2 separate regions of the Homo sapiens genome follow, and region 1 is linked to region 2. Evidence: read pairs that join two places in POLR2A ChIA-PET (ENCODE). Cell type or tissue: PC-9. All regions are shown on one strand. Links, peaks and the distances in the headings refer to the core of each region. The heading gives the core; the rest is flanking DNA.

What was found. Peaks named below come from ENCODE experiments on the same cell type or tissue, not always from the same donor. Only the 100,000 strongest peaks of a DNase experiment are listed, where the experiment ranks them.
Region 1: POLR2A ChIA-PET joins it to region 2 with 7 read pairs; 3 of 35 experiments call an interaction of 5 or more read pairs at or near these places.

What each region holds. Positions count from the first base shown.
Region 1 is chr12:47,012,176-47,017,568 of GRCh38, reverse strand. No RefSeq gene overlaps it. Among named protein-coding and RNA genes, the nearest start is that of PCED1B, 65 kb to the left of the region's middle. In PC-9, for the core only: no CTCF peak of the experiment used is centred there; no DNase peak of the experiment used is centred there; H3K27ac peaks cover 1,077 bases.
Region 2 is chr12:46,774,105-46,779,497 of GRCh38, reverse strand. SLC38A4 (solute carrier family 38 member 4) reads left to right here. Exons shown (of 17, transcript NM_018018.5): 11 at 722-997; 12 at 1,130-1,209; 13 at 2,494-2,594; 14 at 4,325-4,449. Among named protein-coding and RNA genes, the nearest start is that of SLC38A4, 49 kb to the left of the region's middle. In PC-9, for the core only: no CTCF peak of the experiment used is centred there; no DNase peak of the experiment used is centred there.

The DNA of each region.
Region 1 (5,393 bases), core at 250-5,249, 240 kb before region 2:
TCAGAGACACAAAGAATAGCGGAAGTGAGACTTTTAATGGCAGTCTTTCCAGATAGGGTGTCAGGTAGGCAGGCACACCCAGGGCAGTTATAGCAGGTAATTTATCTCCCAGCACGCAAATCCCTCTTCCAGTTCCTCATCAGTTGAGTACTATGGGGTTACAATCTTCCCAGACATAACCTTAGTTTCATTATCCCCTTATAAGCCCATACCCCGGTCCCCTTTCCCGCTTAAATTTTGATTTCCCAATAACGAAACTTTCTTCCCTTTTATGGGCTGACTCCTCCTCTACATTCTGTCAGTTTATTGTGACCTTCTAGGTGCATGAGCCATGTGGTTTGTTACATCCACAGGCTGGCTGCCAGTACTTTGATCATGCCTTGAAAATGAACCATTTAAAATGTTTTCTCACAGGACAAAATTTTCAAGCAGAATTAAAAATAATAATTTCTAATTTTCATTTTTGTGGATATGTAGTAGTAGATGTACATACTTGTGAGGTACATGAGATATTTTAATATACGCATGCTGTGCATGATAATCACATCATGGAAATCAGGTATACATCCCCTCAAGCATTTATCCTTTGTGTTACAAACAAATCCAACTATACTCTTAGTTATTTTTAAATGTACAATTAAATTATTATTGACTGTAGTCACCTTGTGCTATAAAATACTAGTCCTTATTCATTCATTCTAATTTTCTGTACCCATTAACCATCCCCATGTCTCCTCAACCTCTCACTACACTTCCCAGCCTCTGGTAACCATCTTTCTACTCTCTATGTCCATGAGTTAAATTGTTTCAATTTCTAGATCCCATAAATAAGTGACTCTATACAATGTTTGTCTTGCTGTGCCTGGCTTATTTCACTTAACATGATGACCTCCAGTTCCATCCATGATGTTGCAGATACCTGAATCTCCTTCTTTTTTATGGCTAAACAGTACTCCATTGTGTATATGTACCACATTTTCTTTATCCATTTGTCTGTCAGTGGACACTTAAGTTACTTCCAAATCTTGGCTATTCTGAACAGTGCTATAACAAACATGATAATGAAGATACCTCTTTGATATACTGGTTTCCTTTCTTTTGCATATATACCCAGCAGTGGAATTGCTGGAGTGTATGGTAGCTCTATTTTTAGTTTTTTTAGGAAACTAAAACTGTTTCCAAACCAAACTGTTCTCTGTAGTGGTTGTACTAATTTATATTCTCAGCAACAGAGTCAAACAGAATTTAAAACTTTTACTTCCTTCCCCTTTTCAGGACTGCTTTGTAGACCTTCTATACCTCCACATGTTTTTTTACATTTTTTTGCTGTGTGCCTTTGTATGTGTGTACATGCTATTCTAAAAAACTAGTGCATAAAAACTATTATTTCCACAAATATAATTCCAGAAGTAGAAACTTCAGGCTAAGTAAAAACCAGGAAAGGCTATATTTGGAAGAAACAGGGATTTTGCTGTTCCTGAAATCTCTCTACCTTTGTGTCTTTCTGTGCTGCCAACAGTGACACCACGTCATGTCTCTGTTCCACAAAGGTTTTAACTGCTCAGGCATGGAATCAATATAGGGAAAGGAAAAACAAAAGGAGTATAATATTCTAATTTAAATCAACAGCACAGATTCCTATAACCTTCATTTTTGGGTGAAGATCATCCAAATTAAATATTAATTTGTGTACACAACTGCAGGAAAAGGTAACTAGTAACTAGTTTATAATTGGAAGATTTTGACAGGCAATTGTGTTCACGTTAACCTTTTTCTGGGACCTCTACAGGAGTGAGATGTCTCTGAATTATTAGGATTCTGCTCTGTAACTGGAAAATTCCATCATTCAATAAATTTTCAGACTCTATCCTTTGGGTCCAATGTGACTGTAAAATGACAGTTAGAGAATTGCAAACAATGGGCTCACAAGACCTGAATGAATTCCAAATCATCTAGTGGGCTTATTGAGCCATTTTCTGAACAATGAAAGAAATGTGGGAAATGCAGCAGCTACTTTAAAGAGCATTATTGTTCAACACTGTGCTGCCTTCTGTGCTATGCGTTCTGATACACTTTAAAGTTTATAGCATCAGGACATCTTGAGTTAGAAGAGGCCTTACAAAAACATTTAAATATGGCATCCCTTCCCCCATTTTATCTTTATATAGAAATATATATTGAAATTAACAATTAAAAATATTTAACCTACAAAAGTGTTGGGAGTACTGGGACATAAGAATAAAGCTCCCACATATTGACAATTTACCATGAGGCAGATGCTGTGCTAGATACTTTACAATACATCATTCTATCCTCATATAAATCCTATGAGGTACTTATTATGGTTTTGTTTTGTTTTAGAGATGGCATCTCACTATGTTGTCCAGGCTGGACTCAAACTCCTGAGCTCAAGAGATCTTCCTACCCAGGTCTCAAGTAGTTGGCGCTACAGGTGTGAGCCACCATGCCCTGAAGGACAGGGATTATCATTTCCATTTACTCATAAAATTGGTTGTGAAGTGACTTACTAAACAGTGTAATTTTAGCAGCAGGGAAGTCTAGGTTGGAACCTGTAGTCTTTCCTAGTTCCAAATCTCATTCATGGGATGTAGTCCTCAAGAAGCTCCCAATGTAGCTCACACTAGAAGCAGAAAGTGAAATCACAATAGAAAATGTAAATAACACAAACATACATATGGGCTGTCCTCAGAAGGTTCGTGATTCGTTTCAAATTGCTGATACAGACAAGAAGTGCCTTAGAAGTTCAAGGGCTCTTTACATAGAGAAATATATTTAGACCAAGAAGTATTAATATTTATGAACATTTATCCTGTGCAAAGTCCTGAGAGTAATGTGACACAACAAGGATAAAGCTAGCATGGACTGAGTCATTTCCTGGAGTGGTCAGCAAAGCCTTCTTGGAGCTGGTAGGAGGTGAAGTAGGACCTGTTGTTTAGATTGGATATAGTTGACTGTGCTAGCAGGGCATGTGAGGTAGAAGGAATGAGATGGAAAAATGTGAGAAAGTGAAAGAACAATGCTGGTCAGTAGGACATCAGCATACAGTTTGGATCAAAAGTTTACACAAAGAGGAGTAGGAGTTAAGGAATTGGAGGTCTTTGCAGTTATGAATTGATGGGTCCTCCGGCCATTCTGAAAGCAACGGTGAATATCAAAGCTTTTTGAACAGAAGTATGAGCAATAAATTTACCTAGATGGCCAGAGAATTTACTCACAGAAAGAGGAAAAAAAATTACTCAAGGAAAAATATCCATCCTGAATTAAGAGAAACTATGGGTCTGATAATCCCATTAAAGAAGTCTATACTGATGATAGTTTGTGCTTGATGAGCTTGGTTTCTTACAAATTAATAGGAAACACTCTCTGTTGTCTCCCATGTAACACATAACTTTCCTTTACCCCATCTATTAGAATTAAGGAGAAGTAGCAGGCCTGGGAAATGTTCATGACAACAATGAGGACATATTTTCTAAGAATCATGCTAAAAAGGGATATAGGCTAGATGGGGGGGTGTATTCATCTGCTAGGGCTGCCATAACAAAATACCACAAACAGAGTGGCTTAAATGATGTATATTTCTCATAGTTCTGGAAGCTGGAAGTTCAACATTGAGGGGTCTCTTTTTGGTTTGCAGATGGCTGCCTTCTCACTGTGTCCTCACATGGCAGAGAAAGATTGCTTAAGATCTCTCTCTCTCTTTGTTTTCTTATAAAGCCACTGTCTTATTAGATTGGCATCCCACCCTTGTGACGTTCAATATATGAATTTTGGGGAGACAGAATATAGTCCATAGGAGAAGTTTGGGTGAAGCCACTTAATCAATTGAACATTAGAGATTTTTCATTTACCTAGGGTTTTGGAAACTATATGGAAGTTGAAAAATCATCACTATAATAATTAAAGAGGTAATATTTTCCATTACACTCTCTCATTGTTTTATAGAACCTGTTCATAATTCCAAAATTTATAAATACTATTCTTTTTATATATCAAAATTAAGCAAATCATGACATATGATTAATGAGTCAGTTTGGATGATTGTATTATAGCTACATGGATTAACATAGGCTGCCAGATCCACCTTTTGCTAATAATAGTTTCCATTTAATTGATCACTGAGCACGTGCTGGGGTTTTACATACGTTATCTCATTAATCTTCACAATAACACTATAATGTAAAGACTTCCATTCTACAGGTGAGAAAACTGATGCTCACAGAATTTAAGTAATAACACAAGATATCGCCAAATTTCAGGTTCAGCCTTGGTTGATTTCCAAGCCCACAATTTCCCCCATACCATCTTGCCATTCTTGATATGCTATTGTCTTTCACTGCATTGATGATGTAACAGATAACAATGACATTTTCCAAAATTAAGATCTTGAAAGAATAGGGGACAATAACCATCAGAATCACCTAGTGATTTTCTTTTTTAAACCTAGATTTAGTTCTTATCTACAATAAAACACAAACATGCATACAAACCCGGTCTATGGAATTCGAATGGCTAAGGATGGGACCTGAGAATCTGTACTTTATCAAGTTATCTAGGTGGTTCTAATGATTGACAAGACTTGAGACTGCAGTGGGTTTAATGGTGACTCCCCAAAATATATGTCCACATTCTAATCTCTGGAAACTGAACATGCCCTTATTTGGAAAAATAGTCTTTTTAGATGTAATTAATTAAGGATCTCAAGATGAGACCATCCTGGATTGTCTAGGTGGGTCTTATATTCAATGACAAGTATCCTTAAAAGAGACACAGAAAAGAATAGAGGGGTAAAGGCAGAGGCAGAGATTGGAGTTATGCAGCCACAGTCAAAGAACGCCTGGAGCCACCAGCAGGTGCAAGAGGCAAGGAAGGCTTCCCATTTCAAAAATATTAAGCTGACTCTTGTAAATAGTACTTACATTAACTGGGAAAAGTCATTCAGTCTAGATAGTTAATCCCATTATGCATGTGGGCTTTATGTGAGTCTTAGAGCCTCAGGAAAGTATTCATTCAATTCCTTCCTAGGTGCTAAGGGTGAGGCTAATATCAAACAGGAAAATTAGACAATAATTACCCAGAGAATAAGTACCCACAAAGAGGGTAGAAGATGACAGTGGGAGGCATCTCTTTTATCCTGTGACTTTGGAAGTGCAAATGCCATTTCCTTCTATTCTTCAGCAAGCATAGTGCCCAGTGATGAAGCCTTTCCCAGTCCCTTGAAAGACAAATAGTACAACATAGACAGGAATGCTTCTATAGTTAACGTGATTAAAAACACAAGTAGAAGATAATTCACCAAGGTCTTCTTGTGTATTATGCCAATAATATCTGTCCTGTCTCTTAATATCATGTCATCCTGAAGGACCCAGAACTGG
Region 2 (5,393 bases), core at 54-5,053:
TCACAAGTGATTTTCTTGTAGACTAATTTAGAGCAAAAAAAGAGCAGCTACGATTTAAAGATAGTTGAGGTAGAATATCAAAGCTACTACTAATGGTTTGGTCTAGGCACACTGGTTATATATGGGGAAAAAAGGAAAACTTCAAGCAGGAACATGACAATAATCTGGCATTTAGAACAGCAGAGGAGAGTCCCAGATGAGAAACAAGAAGGCTATACCCATATTCACATGAATCAGCCATTCTCTCTTACACATTCCACCCATTAAGAGAGGACAAGAACAGTGGGATTAAAGAAGAAATCCTCCTCTCTAGGCCCCTGACAAAAGAGGGAATTTCTTGCACTATCATGAATGCCAAAATTTATAAAGCATTTCCCCAAAGAGGTAAAGGAGAAGGAAAAAAAGTTTTGAAGACCCATGTCACCTTAGTTTGAAGAAATAAGGAAATGATCATCTTTCTCATGGAAGGGCATGAAAGAGGGTGGGAAGGATTCTTGCAAAATATTGTCCTGTTAACTCTAAGAGGCAGGGCTGCCAATCACAGCTCCAACTCTTCCCTTAGAACAGAGGCTAGAGGAAGTTTACTTTGTCCATTAGTCTAAAAGGAATCCCTAACTGAGTTCCCTCACCCCCCACCCTATAAGCCACACATATGGATTCTTATTTCATTGTTTTTTCTCAAAAAGCTGATTTTTTTTTCTTTTTTAATGACTGAGTCTAGGTGATTTACAAGAAATTCCAAATACCCTGCCCTCTACCTGTTTTGGATCACAGTGTTGGAAATCTGTCATTCAACAACACGCTTCCAATGCATGTGGTAATGTTACCCAACAACTCTGAGAGTTCTGATGTGAACTTCATGATGGATTACACCCACCGCAATCCTGCAGGGCTGGATGAGAACCAGGCCAAGGGCTCTCTTCATGACAGTGGAGTAGAATATGAAGCTCATAGTGATGACAAGTGTGAACCCAAATACTTTGTATTCAACTCCCGGGTAAGTGAGCGGTCCGGGCTTCTAATGAGTACAGTTATGTGTTTTCTAAGTTTTTATTCAATAAACTGAGATGGCCTGAGATCACCATCTATGTTGGAATGCTAAACACGTGGTGTTGTCTTTGTTTTTCAGACGGCCTATGCAATTCCTATCCTAGTATTTGCTTTTGTATGCCACCCTGAGGTCCTTCCCATCTACAGTGAACTTAAAGAGTAAGGCAGCCATCATTTTAGCATTCTAATTTGCTTTGAAATTCTGCTCATATGTTCAAAGATTCTTTAACAGGAAACACAGTTTATAGCTTCCTCTTCAGAGAAAATATGTACTCCATCCACTCCTCAGTAACATGCTTTAATCAGAAAGGTGGGAATCAGCCCACCACAGCACTACCTTATCTTCTTTCTCTCCTTTCTCTCCACCATAATGGTTCAGGGGAGGGGTTCATGGCAGGTGGACAAGGAGTCGATGGTTGTAATAATTTTGGCAGGTGTTGGGAATTTAAATTTGAATTTTGTTCGGAAGAAACGATGTCAGCTGGACTAGAAATGAAAACACCCATGACGACCAAAACTTATGGTTAGGGGCAGCCTCGATAAGCCAGTGATGTCATTTATAGTCAGCACCTAACCCTTGTCTAGAACACATTCATTACAAGAGATGTGTCAATATCTGTCCTTTGTTGTCTTATTTGTACAATAGAGTCACTGGCTAGAAAATCTTGTTTCTTCCAGCTGATGGTCTATGGTTCATTTGTATTCTTTTCCCTTTGAAGTTGTTGATATTTGCTTGGGAACAAAGGATATGAACTCATTATAGCTGTTTTCCTCTTTCCTTTAAGGGAGGGTATTATATAATAATTCTCAACTTCTTTAATCTAGACATCAGTAACCTCAGTCTTCATTCTCACTAAATAGCAAAACTTTCCCCATAAATTCTGATTTACCTCATAAAAAATTTCAGAACACTTTCAAGTATTTTGATGTCTTTGATTTACTTTGAAAATTACATGTAGCAGTTACTCCAGAAGCCTGACAATTGATCTTTGGCAGCCAGGTTCCTTCTAGAATGGTTTTCAGAAGCTTTTCAGGTAGTCTGGACTCCTGGCAGTAGTACTTTGCTGACTCTACTAGGTTCTTTTCCTCATCTAAAGTCATCTCATTATGAAATGCAAAAGCTTTCTATGTTAGGAGCCTGTTTGATCTTTATGTTAATTATATTCTTATTCAGTGGGCAAGCTTACTGACCTACGTGAAATAGACTGTTCCTCTTCTAGGGAAATGATTGTTTTTAAGACTGAAGGACTAGTGTTTAAGAAAAATGGAAATGAATCCTCATTAGCTCTCTAAGACAAATTTAAATCAGCTATAAGTTTATGTACTAAATATGTCTTCATGATGAGCAATATAGATATACTTTTTTATTATTATTTTCATTTTGAAAAGTGATTTTTTTTTGTAAGTTTAAAAAACAAAGCTTGGTGTTCTTTCTTTTTCCAGTCGGTCCCGGAGAAAAATGCAAACGGTGTCAAATATTTCCATCACGGGGATGCTTGTCATGTACCTGCTTGCCGCCCTCTTTGGTTACCTAACCTTCTATGGTAGGTCACTCTGAAAGTCATTCTCTATATGCAAATCCTTGTTAGGCTGGTCCTTGACCTGGGTAGGTATGATTTTTAAAAATTGCCTTCTATAAGCATGCTCTATAGATGACACATATTCAATTAATATACTATTTTAGTTTTGTCACTTGACCTGAGGAAATGGGGCCTGATTCAGCCTGGCTAACAAGTTACAAGAATTTGTGAATTAACACCTATTTTATAAAAAATATCCCTCAAACAAAATTATTTTCCTCTAGGGATAGATGATATTTCTCTGGCTAGACTCCATAGTCCAACTCAGGCTACAAGTGATGAGAATGAATCCACTTGCATGTGATAAAGCTCCTTTGATGGAATTATTACCTGCCACACAAATAGCAGGGAAACTGCCAGGTCCTCAAGTTTGAATTTGCCTCCTCTTTACCAGTCAAGTCAAATCTGGGAGCTTGGGACTTTAGGTAAAATTTCTGACATATCCCATTCTATTTTGTTATACTAAATGATTTCCTAAGAAAGAGGACATGACAGAATTTCCTTCAATCTAAGAATGCACCACCAAAAAAAAGTGACTATGGCCACATTAGATTATGCCTGCAACATTTCCTCTCTGGCATCTTAACAGTTCACAAAGGGAGTAGGATTGTACTCCTTCCATGAAGTGTGGCCACATAAACAGATTTCATGGAATCACATATTGACCTGGTAGCATATGTTTACATGAATCAGTGTATCAATATAAATATATTTTTGTATAAACCTCCTTTTAAAGTTTTTAACTTAATTTTTTTCTTACTGACTTGGTAAATTGAATTGCATGTATGACAAATTGTGGAGGAAAAGATTCAGGAGTAGGCCACCATTTGCTTAGGTTTTTTTTCTATTTGACTAATATTTGACTATTAACCAAACATGTGCTTTAGATTGGGCATTAACTTTTTGCCGGTTGTGAAATAATGAATGACGAGGTCAATACTACTGAAGGTATTTTCACTCCTTTTTGTCTGATCTTGAGGTGAAAATCCAACTACGCTTGATTCCATAGATATTTTCTTGTTATTTGTGCTTGGAGTCCTGAATGAAGGTGTTTTCAAGTAGGGCTGCATCTTCGTCTTAGAGTAGTACCCACTGGGAGACCATCTAAAAATTATACTAATTTATCCCTGCATGTTACTTATACTTATTTTAATGAGTTTCATAAGACAAGCAAAAACTTGAAAGAGCCCAAAAATATCTGTTTTAGTGTGGTGATGGAGTCATAGTTGTTGAGCTTGAAAAAATGGTAGCAATCATTCATCCTAGAGTTTACACACTGGGTTTGTAACCTGCATCAGGAGTGGCTGCGCAGGTAGGGACAGGGGAGGTGGTAGGCTGGGAGAGACAATATGTGGGGCTTGGGTCTCTCATCCCCTTCAACAAGAGCACCTTGGTCTCTGTCTGATTTGTAATTGCTTCTGTACAGCGGAGATAGATTTATCACAATGTAAATGAGCTTGAGAGGCTCTTTATTTTGTATTATACCTTCTGCAACGTTATCAGCTTCAGGACCTCTTTGTTCATTTGAATGAAGGTTGCATAGCTAATGAGCTCAGAGGCAAGACCAGAGGTGCCTGGATTCCCAGGCCTAGGTCTTTTCCTCTGTTCTGTGTTCTCTCTATAAAATGTTGCCATAAGTGACCTGTGCTGATTTGACAACACCAAGCGGTTTCATTCTCTTTTTCCTGTTGTAGGAGAAGTTGAAGATGAATTACTTCATGCCTACAGCAAAGTGTATACATTAGACATCCCTCTTCTCATGGTTCGCCTGGCAGTCCTTGTGGCAGTAACACTAACTGTGCCCATTGTCCTCTTCCCAGTAAGTACATAAGACTTTGATGAAAGAAACCTACTTGACCCCATAAATTAGTACATGTGTTCTACCTTCATTTTGATTTAATTATAGGGTGAGTTTGCAATTGCAATGCCTGAGGATATTATTTTCCTATAGCATTTTGAGTCACTTAAAATTGGCCATTTAATGTGTAGATAGAGCAAGTAGTTTCAGGTGGTATTTTTATAGTGTAGGAAAAAAATCATAAAACTTATTTTTAAACTCAAAGTTGAAAAGTGGAGCTGGAGCTTCTGTCTTGTGGATTAGTAAAACTGAGTAGGAGTTCATATAACTTTGGAACCTTGAAAGCCAAAACCATATTAACTTTCAAATCTTATTAAATTTCATCACAGTTTTGAAGGCATTTCATTTTTTTTCCAGTTTGTTGTGCTGCAATAATATACAAAAGTTGCCTTTTTTAACCTGATGCCTTGAAGGCTAATGAAAAGGGGATTCATGTTAAGTAAATTATATACCAGAAAAAAATTTTTCAAAAAACAGTTATGCTATCTATCACATATCTCTCTCACACATGGCCTCTGCCAGACTCACACCAGGTCACCCCTCCCTGGCATTTGTCATTGGTGTCAGTTTGTTCTGAGATCCCAGAGCAGAGCTGGTAGTGAAGATTTGGGCTGTGTGAGTTAAAACCACCACCTAAGGATAAACACAGGTCTTCACCCTCCTGCCAGCTCCTGTTTCATAAACACTGAATTTACTCATTCATTTGAGGGGGAAAAAAATAAGTGACACAGTAACCAGCACTGTCCTGGACATAATGTTCCATACAGGGCTTGCATATGAAGACTATTTCTATAATGACACTGTGGTCACTTTAAATGCAGCTTGTGTGCTGAAATATATTTTGGCACATTCCTTTTTCATGAGTGCATGAAATCAGATCCGTACTACTATGGTGGCTAATATTT